Linked DNA regions of Homo sapiens: region 2 is linked to region 1. A link is an interaction called in ENCODE POLR2A ChIA-PET data of the cell type or tissue named here. Cell type or tissue: GM12878. All regions are shown on one strand. Links, peaks and the distances in the headings refer to the core of each region. The heading gives the core; the rest is flanking DNA.

What was found. Peaks named below come from ENCODE experiments on the same cell type or tissue, not always from the same donor. Only the 100,000 strongest peaks of a DNase experiment are listed, where the experiment ranks them.
Region 2: POLR2A ChIA-PET joins it to region 1 with 6 read pairs; 4 of 35 experiments call an interaction of 5 or more read pairs at or near these places.

The regions. Positions count from the first base shown.
Region 1 is chr1:53,404,589-53,412,041 of GRCh38, forward strand. No RefSeq gene overlaps it. Among named protein-coding and RNA genes, the nearest start is that of LINC02812, 40 kb to the left of the region's middle. RefSeq lists an enhancer at 3,884-4,479. In GM12878, for the core only: no CTCF peak of the experiment used is centred there; a DNase peak (open chromatin) is centred at 5,723; H3K27ac peaks cover 531 bases.
Region 2 is chr1:53,292,924-53,298,025 of GRCh38, forward strand. All of the region lies in intron 2 of LRP8 (LDL receptor related protein 8), which reads right to left. LOC105378726 (a long non-coding RNA gene) reads left to right here. Exons shown (of 6, transcript XR_007066090.1): 3 at 1-5,102. Among named protein-coding and RNA genes, the nearest start is that of LRP8, 33 kb to the right of the region's middle. RefSeq lists enhancers at 1,628-2,169, 2,170-2,710. In GM12878, for the core only: a CTCF peak has its summit at 3,331; a DNase peak (open chromatin) is centred at 3,346; H3K27ac peaks cover 2,928 bases.

The sequences.
Region 1 (7,453 bases), core at 3,454-7,453:
TCAGGAGGCTGAGAGTTTGAGATCAGGGTGCCAGCATGGTTGAGTTCTGCTGAGGGCTTTCTTATGGATTGTGGACCGCCACCTTCTTGCTGTGTCCTCACTGGCAGAGCGAGAGAGTGAGAGAGAGCGAGCGAAAGAGAGCTCTGGTGTCTCTTCTCATAAGGGCGCCAATCTCACTGTGAGGGCCTTACGCTAAGGACCTCATCTAATTCTGAGAACTTCCCAAAGGCCCCGTCTCCAAATACCATCACGTTGGGAGTGAGGGCTTCAACATATGAGTGGGGAGGACGTAATTCAGTTCATACCACCCATCTACCTAAAGCAACTGGCTGGTTACTTGCACAGTGCTCATGAACAATTTTGCACTTAGGATCATACTAGTGGAAATAATTTTTCCTCTTGCATGTCTCCAAGAAAATATTTTTTCTCCAAGCAATGTCCCCTTTGGTGTGCTGGTGAGGACCGTTGAAAAGGAGTAAAGTGTGTTTAAATATCATTCATTCAAAGTAAATGGAAGGGTTAATTGCTGTTCACAGTTCTGGAACTGCTTTCTTCACCTGCAGAGCCTCTAAACTAGTAGGAGATTGCAGGGATCGCTGATGATTTCCACCTGGTTATTACTCTATTCATTCCTGCTCCTCTAACCTTTCTGTAGTTTATGGGTGAAATAGCTCTTGTAGTGAAGAAAGTCAGCAAATGCTTTTGATCATAAGTACAGATAATACACATCCCACGGACTCTGTTTTGTGGGATTTTTCTATACATGTTGACATAGCTAATCTTTGCTTCTGCAGCATGTACATAAATATTATACAAGATGACTGGCATATGGTACTGTTATGTGTCTTTTAAGAAAATCTCCAACTGAATCCAATATTTCCCATGTGGCACCTGATACACTGTGGGCGTGGGATATTTATAGAGCAGTAATAATGGTATTTGAAAACACTGTGATGTCTAAAGCCTCCATTTCCCTGAAAATTTTGTCTAGAAGGCTGCATTTCTCAGGCATAAGCTCTTGCCAGCCATTCACGGTGATTACGGGAAGGTTAAGCATTGTTGGGACTCACAAAACAGCTGTGTTAAGCATTACTACCTCTGAACGCTTCAGGAGGAAAGCCACATTCTCCTGTGGAAGGAAATAGTTGCAGGTAAGGACTTATCGCCTAACCTGGCCTTCTAATGCTAGTCTTTTGCCCTTCAATAGAATTAGGTTTTCTGAGCATTTCTCCTTAATGACCTTAGTCGTGCCTCAGGCTACATATGGCAGTTTATGAAATTGTAGAGTCAACGAATCTTAGAATCAGAGGACTTGTGACTGGGAGTTAACCTGGTTACCATTTTAACCAAGCTGTCCCCTTTTTTAAAATTTGAGACAGGGTCTCTCTCTGTCACCCAGGCTGGAGTTCAGTGGCACGATCATGACTTACTGCAGCCTAGACCTCCCAGCCTCAAGTGATCCTCCTGCTTCAGCTTCCTGAGTAGCTGGGGACTATAGGTGCGTCTCACTACATTGCCCAGGTTGGTCTCGAACTCTTGGGCTCACGCAATCTTCCTGCCTTGGCCTCCCAAAGTGTTGGGATTATAGGTGTGAGCCACCGTGCCTGGCCCATCCCTTTTTTAAAAAGTGAGGACCCCAGTGAGGACATTAGTTTGGTGACAGAGGTGGGACTGAGGTCTTTTTGTTTTTATCTTGGGGCTCACTCCATTGCACCTGGCTTGTTTCTGTAGCTAATGTAATCCAGCCCTATTCTATTTAATTTACTGTATGTTACTAAAAAGCCCACCTGAGTGATAGCTCCCACTTTTATGTGTCTACTACATGCAGGGCCTCTACCAGGTCCCATTGCATCATGTCATTTAATTTATACCAGAACCTTATGAGGTAGGCATTACCATCTCCATTTTACACATGGGGAAACTAAGGCTCAGAGAGGTTGAGTGTCTTGCCCAAAATCCATCACTAATAATTGGCCAAGTCAGGGCCTGAACCTGGGACTATCTGACCCTGCAGTCCACGCTCCTGCCATCAGAGTTGGAGACAAGATGAAGCTGGAGACAGTCCTTCTGCATGAGCAGGAAACGTTATTTTACTGGCCAGGCCAGAGGTATGGACATTGGATATACATCTTACAGCCTGAGTTCCATCACAAGTTAGCCACTGACCACTCACCAAGTGCCAGGCTTAGGGGACCCAGAGGTGAATGGGGCACAGCTCCTGACTTGGAGGAACACTCTGGCTATGTGGAAGACAGATGTGTAAACAGATGACAATAGCACCTTGTGATCCAGGCTAGACAGAAGAATTGTCAGGGGCTATATAACCTTAACCCTAGAGGCTGGGGATAGCCCCAGGAGGTGCTGATGCATGAGCCGGGTCTGGAAGGATGGAGAGGAGTGGGTCAGCTGAAGAGGGGGCTTGGAGGGGAGGAAGGTCTTCCAGGCAGAGGAACCTGCATGTTTCATGGCAGAGAATTAGGAGAGGGCCGAGGGAAGCTGGAGGGGTGAGAGTGGGGAGGACCTAAGTCAGAGTGGTCATGGAGACCAGATGACAGAGGGCCATGGGTGTACTGCTAAAGTCAGGGGCAGACCCCACTCAGGAGGCTAGGGGAGTCCTGAGGGTCTTGGGTAAGGATGATTGTCTGACCTTGGACAGATATGCAATCCAGCCTAGAGGGAGGACTGGGGGAGGAGGCCAGGCTGGGGGCAGGGTGCCTGAACCAAGGTGAGGATGGCCATGGGAAGAGAGAAGGAATCCTGTGCAGAAGAGGGAATAGACAGCCTGTGGGGAGGGAGGGGGAACCAAGGATGACTCCCAGGTCTCAAATCGGCACAGGAAGGTGGTTTGTGGTGCCAGCAGCTTAGCCTGGGAACACAGCGGAGAAACAGCTGAGCAGTGGTAGAGATTCCCCAGGGAAGGCTAGAGAGGATGAGGATGGGGAGACTGAGGCTGGACCCCCTGCCAGTGCCTGGCAGGAAAGGTGATATAGTTTGGAAATCCGTCCCCTCCAAATCTCCTGTGGAAATTTGATGCCCAGTATTGGAGGTGGGGCCTGGCGGCAGGAGTTTGGGTTATCGGAGTGGATCCCTCTTGAATCGCTTTGCAGTGTCCTTGCTGTAATGAATGAGTGCTCGCTGTATGAGTTTACCTGGAGGTCTGGTTGTTTAAAAGATCCCTTCTCTGTTTCCTTCTCTCTAACCAGGTGATACCTGCTCCCTTCACCTTCTGCTGTGAGTGGAAGCTCCCTGAAGCTCTCACCAGAAGCAGATGCTGGCACCATGCTTCTTGTACAGTTTGAGGAACCATGAGTTAAATAAACCTCTTTTCTTTATAAATCACCCAGCCTTGACTATTCCTTCATAGAAATGGAAGCAGACTAAGACAGAGGGAGATAGAGATGGTGTAGGTGCAGAAGAGAAGCTGGGAGAGCAAGGTGGGGAGGAGGAATGCATCTCTGTAGTCCCCATGGAGTGAGGGCCAAAGTCACTTGCTGAGGGGAGTGGGCAGGGGTTTGAGAGGGGAGTGAGGGTTGAATGGAGGTTGGGTGGAACAGGGAGATGACAGTTCTGAACAGTCTGGCAGTGCTGAGAACCCAGTGGCACTCAGTAGCCTGGGTAGGCATGGAGAAGGTGAGGCCATCAGACTGTCCCTGGGTAGGGTTTGCTGGGTGGGTGAGAGGCAAAACTGGGGCAGTGTCGGGGCGGAGTCTGGGCCCATGAGGAAAGGAGGGTGGGAGGCAGGACAGACTCACAGGCTATAAATTTTGCAGAATCTGAAGAAAGTCACAAATGAGACTCATCCCTTAAGTCTCCAGACAGTAACTATGGTGCCAGGATGACTCAGGCCCAATCTTTTTGGGGCTTCCCAGTCAACAGTAGCCTGACCCTAAAAGAGCTGCTCTAAGCATGGGCCCTGTACAGGGAACTGTGGAACAGTGGGCCTGTGAGGCAAGGTCCCTGGCCTGCACTACCCACCTGCCTTCCCGGGCAAGGCTGATGTGCTGCTGAGAGCTAGGTGACCCTATGAGGGGGCTAAGGGACCCCACTAGGGAGCTAGGTGACCCCAAAAGGGGGCCAGGGTACCCCACGAGGGAGCTAGTGGACCCCATGAGGGGGCTAAGGGACCCCACAAGGGGGCTAGGTGACCCCACGAGGGAGCTAGGCGACCCCATGGGGGAGCTAGGGGACCCCACAAGGGGGCTAGGTGACCCCATGAGGGGGCTAGGGGACCCCACGAGGGGGCTAGGTGGCCCCACGAGGGAGCTAGGGGACCCCACGAGGGAGCTAGGGAACCCCACGAGGGGGCTAAGGGACCCCATGAGGGAGCTAGGGGACCTCATGAGGGGGCTAGGTGAGCCCATGAGGAAGCTAGGGGACCCCAAACAGGGGGCTAGGGAATACCCTGAGGGAGCTAGGGGACCTCATGAGGGGGCTAAGGGACCCCACGAGGGAGCTAGGGGACCTCATGAGGGGGCTAGGGAATCCCCTGAGGGAGCTAGGGAACCCCACGAGGGGGCTAAAGGACCCCACGAGGGAGCTAGGGGACCTCATGAGGGGGCTAGGTGACCCCATGAGGGAGCTAGGGGACCCCAAACAGGGGGCTAGGGAATCCCCTGAGGGAGCTAGGGGACCTCATGAGAGGGCTAAGGGACCCCACGAGGGAGCTAGGGGACCTCATGAGGGGGCTAGGGAATCCCCTGAGGGAGCTAGGGTACCCCATGCAGGGGGCTATGGGACTCCACACAGGGGGCTAGGAGACCCCACAAGGGGGCTAGAGGACCCCACGAGAGGGCTACGTGACCCTATGAGGGGACTAGGGGACCCCACGAGGAGGCTAGGTGACCCCAGGAGTGGACTAGGTAACCCCAAGATGGGGCATAGGCTCTGCTGCAGGTCCCAGCTGGGAGTTTGAAGGCCGCTGGAGAGCTCACCTAAAGGAGAAATCCCCGTGCATTTGGGAGTCGGGGAAGGCCCCTCTCCCTAGTGACTTGTCTCTGTTTCTGATCTCTGTAGTCTCTGAAATGCCACATGGCTGGTCTTTTTAAAGATCCTGCCAACAAACAGAATCTAGTAAGGAGGACACCTGGAGCGTGCTGGCTGCCATGTCTGGTGCTCCCATGTGCTGCTTCTGTGCTGCATAATCACCTCTAAAGGTGAGCGCTGCCCTTCTCACCAGGCTGGGGAGAGGCTAGGGAGCTTGCCTGAGTGGCCGTGCTGGAATCTGAACCCACAACTGTCTGACCCTAGATCTGTGTTTGCCGAACAGGGAGACGCAGGGACCCCAGGAGACTCTCATAAGTCCTGTCGGGGCAGAAAAACACTGCTGCAGTTGGGCCACAGAGGTTTCAATGCAGGCACCAGATGCGTAACTCAGCCCTGATGTACCAGGTGTTAGGCTGGTTGGGCTTGGGGCCAGCACATGTAGCTACCCTCAAGGAACTTCCAGCATGAGAGGCAACCTCAGAGAAGTTTTCAGGAAACTGCTTTTATGGGGTTTAGACCCTTGGGAGAGGTGGCCCCCTAAACAACCTTCCAGTCGCTGGTAGAATGCTGCTTTTGTGCAGAAACATGCCCCAGGCAGATGCTCCGCTCTGTGACAGCATCTCTGCTGTTTGGCCATGCACACATCTGCCCACCCACTCTGCCGCTGACAACAGGATATGACAGATCTATGCTGGAGGGAATGTGAGACCGACAGGTCCCGGAGGAGACGAGGCACTCACGGTGGGGGCTGCTCCGCTCCTCCCGCTGGCCCCCTAGTGCTGCAGCTTGGGGACTTCCATCTGTGGCCGGCCGTGTCACTCCTTTCTAACCCAGCCTGGCAGGTGCTTTTGCTGAGGGGCTGTAGGATGAGGGTCTGTGTGCAATGCTGATTCATTTTTGTGGCAGGAGATTGATGAGATGTTTGAGGGTGACTGGACGCACTCCCTGGCTGCCTTCAGGAAAGGATCAAGCTGGTGGGAATGAATTCAATCGCTCCGACTTAGCAAAAGGTGTCTTGAGGCCTTTCCCTTCCTTTTTGCATCACTACTGGAGTCTTAAATCCTAAATTACTTTTCATTCGAAACAGATTTATTTTTAAAGTATTGGCCCATTGTCATTTCAAAAACTTTATTCACCATTGCATTTAAGGAGTTTGCCAGCTTCCTTCCAGCCGCAACTTTGGACTGCAGAAGATCTAGTGTGTTGCAAACCACCAGTTTTTGTTTTTAGAAGGACGGGTTTAATGTTCAGACTTTATCTAATTATGGATAATTATGATGTCTTGCTGAGAATTCACAGTGGGATATGGGCTCTGCAGAATAAGACAAACTGACTAACACGGTTCCCGCCTGGTCGATTTTGAGTCTAAATAGTCACATTTAGATTTCAGTAATGGCGTGGAACATGAAGAATTCTCTCACGCTGCGTGTGTGTGTGTGTGGCTGGTGGGGGAGAGCAGGGAGGAGTGTCACTAAAATGAAGGCTAAGCAAAAAAGTCCTTTCCTAGGCTGGCTGGTGGGCTTGGGGCCAGCACATGTAGCTACCCTCAAGGAACTTCCAGCATTAGAGGCAACCTTAGAGAAGTTTTCAGGAAACTGCTTTTATGGGGTTTAGACCCTTGGGAGAGGTGGCCCCCTAAACAACCTTCCAGTCGCTGGTAGAATGCTGCTTTTGTGCAGAAACATGCCCCAGGCAGATGCTCCGCTCTGTAACAGCATCTCTGCCATCTGGCCATGCACACAAAAAAGTGGAGGTAATCAATAATCTAAAAGGAGGTAAGAAAAGGAGAAATAAATTAATGAAAGGACTTAAAAAAAAACCTGAAAATGAGGCTTTGTTCATAACATGAGCAAAAAAGAACGTAAATCCTTCAATAAATGCTGCAACCACCGGCGTCGCAGGCCCCTGACTCTCATTCCTTAATGCAGCAAATATCGATCAGGTGCCCACTGTGTGCCAGATTCCACGCATGGCAATCTTTTTAAATCAGTAAACACCCCTACATGTCCAATTCTGTTGTTGTACATGTTACAATCACTGATTGATGACACTTTAAAAAAAAAAAAAAACTACAAACCTTAGGTCTGTAAAGGTTAGTATGCTTTTTCACTGAGTGACTCAAATCCTGAAGCACGCCCTGATAGGGCAGTTACCGTGGAAGAATGTATCACTTAGAATGAACCATGGCATTTGGCATTCTGTGTGTTTCTGATGTGGGCCACACACTCTCAAGAACCAGGGTGAAATACAAGAGGGACCCTGCCCAGACATAGGGGGTGAGAGGGCCAGGGCTGTGACTGGGAGCAAGTAAGATCCTGGATGGTGGAGATGGGTCAGGGAGTCAGTGGGCCTAGACTCAAGCCAAAACAGGGCACGCAAGCAGGGCAAGAGTTAGCAGCAGAGACACAGATGACCTGGAGATAAGGGCAGCCCCATTTAGGTCAGGTTTACAAGCAGCTTCCAGAGCCTC
Region 2 (5,102 bases), core at 1,103-5,102, 110 kb before region 1:
CTGTGCAAGCTTCAGTTCCACATTCAATGAACCTTGCTTCTGTTCTACGTTCTGCACTGAGAACACAGAATCAGCCCAGCCCAGTCTCTGGGAATTAAGAGCAAGTAGGCAAGTCTGGCAAGGATGTGTGGTCAGACAGTGCCCAAAACAGCAGGGCAGGCTTGAAGAAGGTGATGATGGGGCTCTGTTGCTGGGCACAGGACAACCAGATACCCCCCAAAAACCCTGCCCTCCCTGGGATTCTGAAAGCCTGGGGGTGATCTTGTCCTCCTCCATGTGCCAAGCCCTGGCAGGCACTGGGCAAGGAGGCCAGAGCAGCCAAAAACACCACTGCTGTCCCAAAGGGCAGCTTTGAGGTCAGCCCCGCCCAGGAAATGGCAGCTGCAGGGAGAGTGGTGTTTTTGGCAACAGATTCGGTGGTGTTTTTGGGAACAGATTTGTTCACTGGCTGGACCAGCTTGGAGATTTTCCACTCTGGCTCTGGCCTGGCACCTTTCACCCAATATCCCAGTGACTCCTCACAGCTATCTTGGTAGCTGTTGTTATTAATCCCATTGTACAGAAGAGGAAATTAAGGCTTAGAGGTAAGGGTGTTAGGTGGCAGAAGTGTGATTTCAACTGTGTGTGGCAGCTGCCAAAGCTTGATCTCTTTCCACTCAGACCCTCAGCCACCTCAGTGTTACCAGGCTAAGAATGAGGACCCCAGAGAGTCCTCAAATGTACTGAAACATCTCTCAGGTCTCCTGGAATGTGCCCAGAAGTGTGCAGCAGAATAAACCCAGGCCTGGGACGGCTTTTGCTCTGCTAATGGACAGCACTTTCAGGGTGGGGACTAGACTAAAGCACGCTGGAGGGCCCCATTGGAAGTGTGACCATATGGAAGGATCTGGAGTCAGAGTGGAGACTGACTCCTGGCATAGCCACCTCGGGGTGAACCTGGGCAAGTGGGGATGTGGCTTTCCCATGCAGCTTTGTCACAAGGACAAAAGGCAAAAAGACTCTTCTGGGGGATCCTGGTGAACACCCAGTGTCAGGCCGTTCAGTGCAATGAGCCCAATAGTCCCTCGTGAAGAGACCATATCAGCCCTGCCATGAGATGAGGGCTGTGCCGCCATTCTAAGGCTGTCAGAGAAAGCCATGCCAGACCCCTACTCTGCTGGCCTTGGCTCTGGTTCCCAGGGTGATTCCCCAGCTGGGCTCAAGGCCATGGCTCCCTGTTTCCAGGGATTTATGTCCCCCCATGCCAGTCTGCCCCTTGGACAATGCCCACCTCTGTGAGTCCCTCAGCCCAGGAGTGATACATAGTCAACCAGGGTCTGCGACATCATAATCTGGTGCCATGGCAACAGATGGGCTGCCACAAAGGACTAGGGGATTCTAGGGGCAGTGAGGAGGGGCTGACCCCAGGGTAGAGTAGGGGAGAGTGGGAAATCCAGGACAAAGGAAGTGGGAAATGCTATTTATAACAAGAACACGGGCCAAGGAAAGTGCCAGACAGTCCATGGTCTATCAAACTGCGCCCTGCCACTTGTAGGCTATGTGACCTTACACAAGTTACAGGACTCCTGTGAGCCGCACTTTCTTCGTCTGCTTCACGGGACACACAGGGTCATTGTGAGAAGCAAATAAGCTAAGGATGGCCCCAGGGCTTTATGAACTGAGAAGCAAAAAGGTGCAAGTTAGAGGTGTGTGAAGTCACAGCCCTGGCCCCAGCTGCCGTGTGTGTAACACTGGGCCCATCCGTCAAACCTTCTGAGCTTGCCTCCTCCTCATCAGGAAATGGAGGTGTGGCGCTGACTAAGTCTTAAGGCCCTCTCCACACTCAGTGTCTGTGATCCTGTGAAACTGTTAGAATCACTCAGCACTTCTTGGCTTCCCCCGCCTCCAGAGACATCCTTCCCTGAGACAGTATACATCCTTCCCATGCTGCTCCCCACCCACACGCATCGTGGAGCCCCGGTGCAGAGAGAAGGCTCCAAAATAAAGATTAGTCCGGGCTGCCCAGGGGCACTGCTCTGTGCAGCTTCCTCTTGGCAATCCGAATGTCCTGCCGTGTTGGACTCCAGGGTCTTGAGGCCCCCTACGTGGGTCTCCCATGTTACATGCCTGGAAGCCAAGGCCTAGTGAGAAGTGACTGCTCAAAGCCACAGCACATGTCTGTGGGAGGGCTGCACTTGAACCCAGGTAATGACTCCCAATCCCACTTTGTAGCCAGCAAGCCAGGCGAGGGCCACCTGACCTGGCCCAGGGGTCAGGGAAGGCTTCCCAGAGGAGGGGCACTGTGTTCAAGGAAGAGGAGTCAGCCAAGCTGTGGGAGTGAAGAGAGCAGGGAAGAGCATTCCAGGAGGAAGGATAATGGGGCTTAGGGGCATGGAGGAGCGAGCAGAGTGACCATTAGGGGCTGGGGACAAGGCAAGTGGCAAGGGACCTGGAGCTCCACCAGGCCAGGGAACAATTGACCCTGGTGGAGTTGTTCACCAAGTTGTGCACAAAGCTGCCCTGCAGAGGCCCAGCACAGGGGCCTGGCTTTCCTTGAGCTTGCCCAGGGACCCATCCAGCCTCTTGCTAAACACAGGGCTGCTCTCCAGCAGCCAAAAAAACCCAGGGCTCCAGGCTGCCAGAGCTTCCTTTGGGATTTCGTGAGGCCATGCAAGACAGAAAATCGGCCCTTAGCAGAGGAGGGGAGGGGTAGGGGGCAGGACAGAGCCCAGGGGTGGCCATGCACCAGGATATTTGGGATAGACACTTATTATTTTCCCCCTTGGAGATGCATGATGCCCACGGTTTATAAAGGCCCTGGGAAGGACTGCAGTAAAGATATCTGATTGACGGTTTCCTCCAGCCTTCCAAGCTTGTTTAACCAAGGAACTCCTTTTTCAGATGCCACATCTGTTTATTTCCCAAGAAACAAGTGGTCCAATGAACCACACCTAGGAAAACACTGCTGGGGCACAAGCCTCTCATCCTACAGATGATTAGATGAGGTGCAGAGAAGGGAGGGACTAGCCCGTGTTGACACAGCAGCCTGGTAGTTGTACTTAGCCGTCTGTCTCTGGGCCAGCCCCACTAGGCCATAAAAAATAGAACAAAGTGTTCACAGAGCATGGAGCCCAGAGTGAAGCTGCAGGGACCCCACTGGAGACCCCAATCCTCAGAGCAGGGACACGTCTAGAGAAAGGCCCTGGAAAGAACAGAGAGAATTGATACCCAGCCACCTAGGACAGGGAGATGAGGGAGCTGTCAGCCTTACAGGCTCTGACTGATCTCTGGTTTCTGTGGACAGGTCTTGGGCTCTAGAGAATGTTCTCTGAAGGCAGAGCAGCGACCCCTAAGAAAGGTGGATTCCAGCTCAACATTGTTGTTCAGCAAGCTGGGGCAGGTTCTTTCCCCTCCTAGGGCAGTTGAGAGGCTGAGAGCAAAGGTAAAGCCCCTAACTTGGAGAGCTGGGTGCACAGAAGGGACTTGGATGTTCCCACTTCCTCTCCCAGGCCTGGGCCAGCACAGGGTGGCCTGGCTCTGGCCCTAAGGCAGTTGGGCCACTTGTACCCGGGTCGGGGAGATGAAAGGGCTGCTCCCACCAACAGTTACCCTTCGACAGAGCTCGCCATGCCCCAGCGTTGCCAAGACGACCGCTTCCAGCAGAATGCAGATCCGGGGTGGGGGCAGGGGGCGTGCCAGCCCGCCCCTGGCCTACTAACCTGGCAGGCAGATTTAAATGACAGTCCAGGAAGCTACTATTAAACTGTCACCCCAGTCAACAGGATGACAGACCCAGAGTGTTCTCTGGCTGCAGCAACGACAGAGCAGTAATGAGAGGGGGAGGAGACCGTGGCCCAGAGCAACCTGCACCCCACCCGGGGGCCCTGGCCTGACGGCCGTCCCACTACCAGAGCCACCCTCTCAGGCTGTGGCGGGTCCTGGCATGGAGCTGGGGCTCAGCACAGGGCCTGGAAAACTATTTTTAAGCAGAGGAACCCTTTTCCCAAGTGAACCCCCAACATATAAGACAGATTAAAATGGAGCTGCACGGTTGGAAGTGGTGGTGGGGGTGATGCCCAGAGCCCATCGCCAGCAGATCTGGGGTCCAGCAGCACTGGATTCAAATCCTCCATCGCCAGCAGATCTGGGGTCCAGCAGCAATGGATTCAAATCCTAACCCCTCCCTGGACATGTGATGTTCCTAAAGCCCTCAGTTTAAAGATCCCGTGGGTCCATTATAACATTGCAAACAGCTTCCACATGGCTCTGCTTCTGACACTCTAGGGACCTACGGTTCTAAGGCTGTAACACTCTGATTTGCACCCTAAGCCCCTGTGACAAGACTCCATGACAGCTACCGCCAGAGTCGGAGATGTCGATAAGCTGCGGATGGCAGCCTCTGATGCCTTCCCTGAAAGGAACTGTTTATCTGAGTCCAGAAGTCCACATGCGGACAGTCTCTGACTACTCAAGGCTCGGCGGTTCCCAGAAGGCGAACGGTTCCCACAGTGTCCTGACAGTAGGGTGCAGGAGCCAGCACCCGCGTGTGGTGGGCGGGACTCGGTGCGTGGCTTTGTACTGCCCAGCGGGCTCTGGGGCTCAAGCCACCATCATCCATCAGCAGGCGACATCTAAATTCGCCCTCTCCCCCACCTTCCCATCCCACCTGGGGAGACTGAGAAGCTGCAGGTGCTGAGGAGGAGGGAGACACACGAAGGGCTCCAGCCAAAGGATTCACCCCATTCGGAATGAAGAGGCTGCAGCGGAAGGAGCACTTTTTGGTGAGGGCGGCTTTGCTTTCAAATCGGGAAGAGTTTCCCTCAAAATTTTCTGGGTTCTCTCCTCCAACCCATTCCACTAAGGAGTTACACAATTCTAACCAAGCCAGATCCTAAGACCATAAATCTATTTATTTCCCAAGAAACAAGTGGTCCAAACATGAAACAAGTGGTCCACCTTTGCCCCAAAACACCAAGGCATGAAAATGAGGTTGCAAAGATCAGGAGGCCCGAGGAAAGACAAAATGGGAGGCAGCAGCAGGGCCCCCAGCGGTGGAAGGAGTGTCACCCCTTCCCATTCTGGGCCTCAGTTTCCTCAGGTGAACACATCTCTAAGGGCCCCCT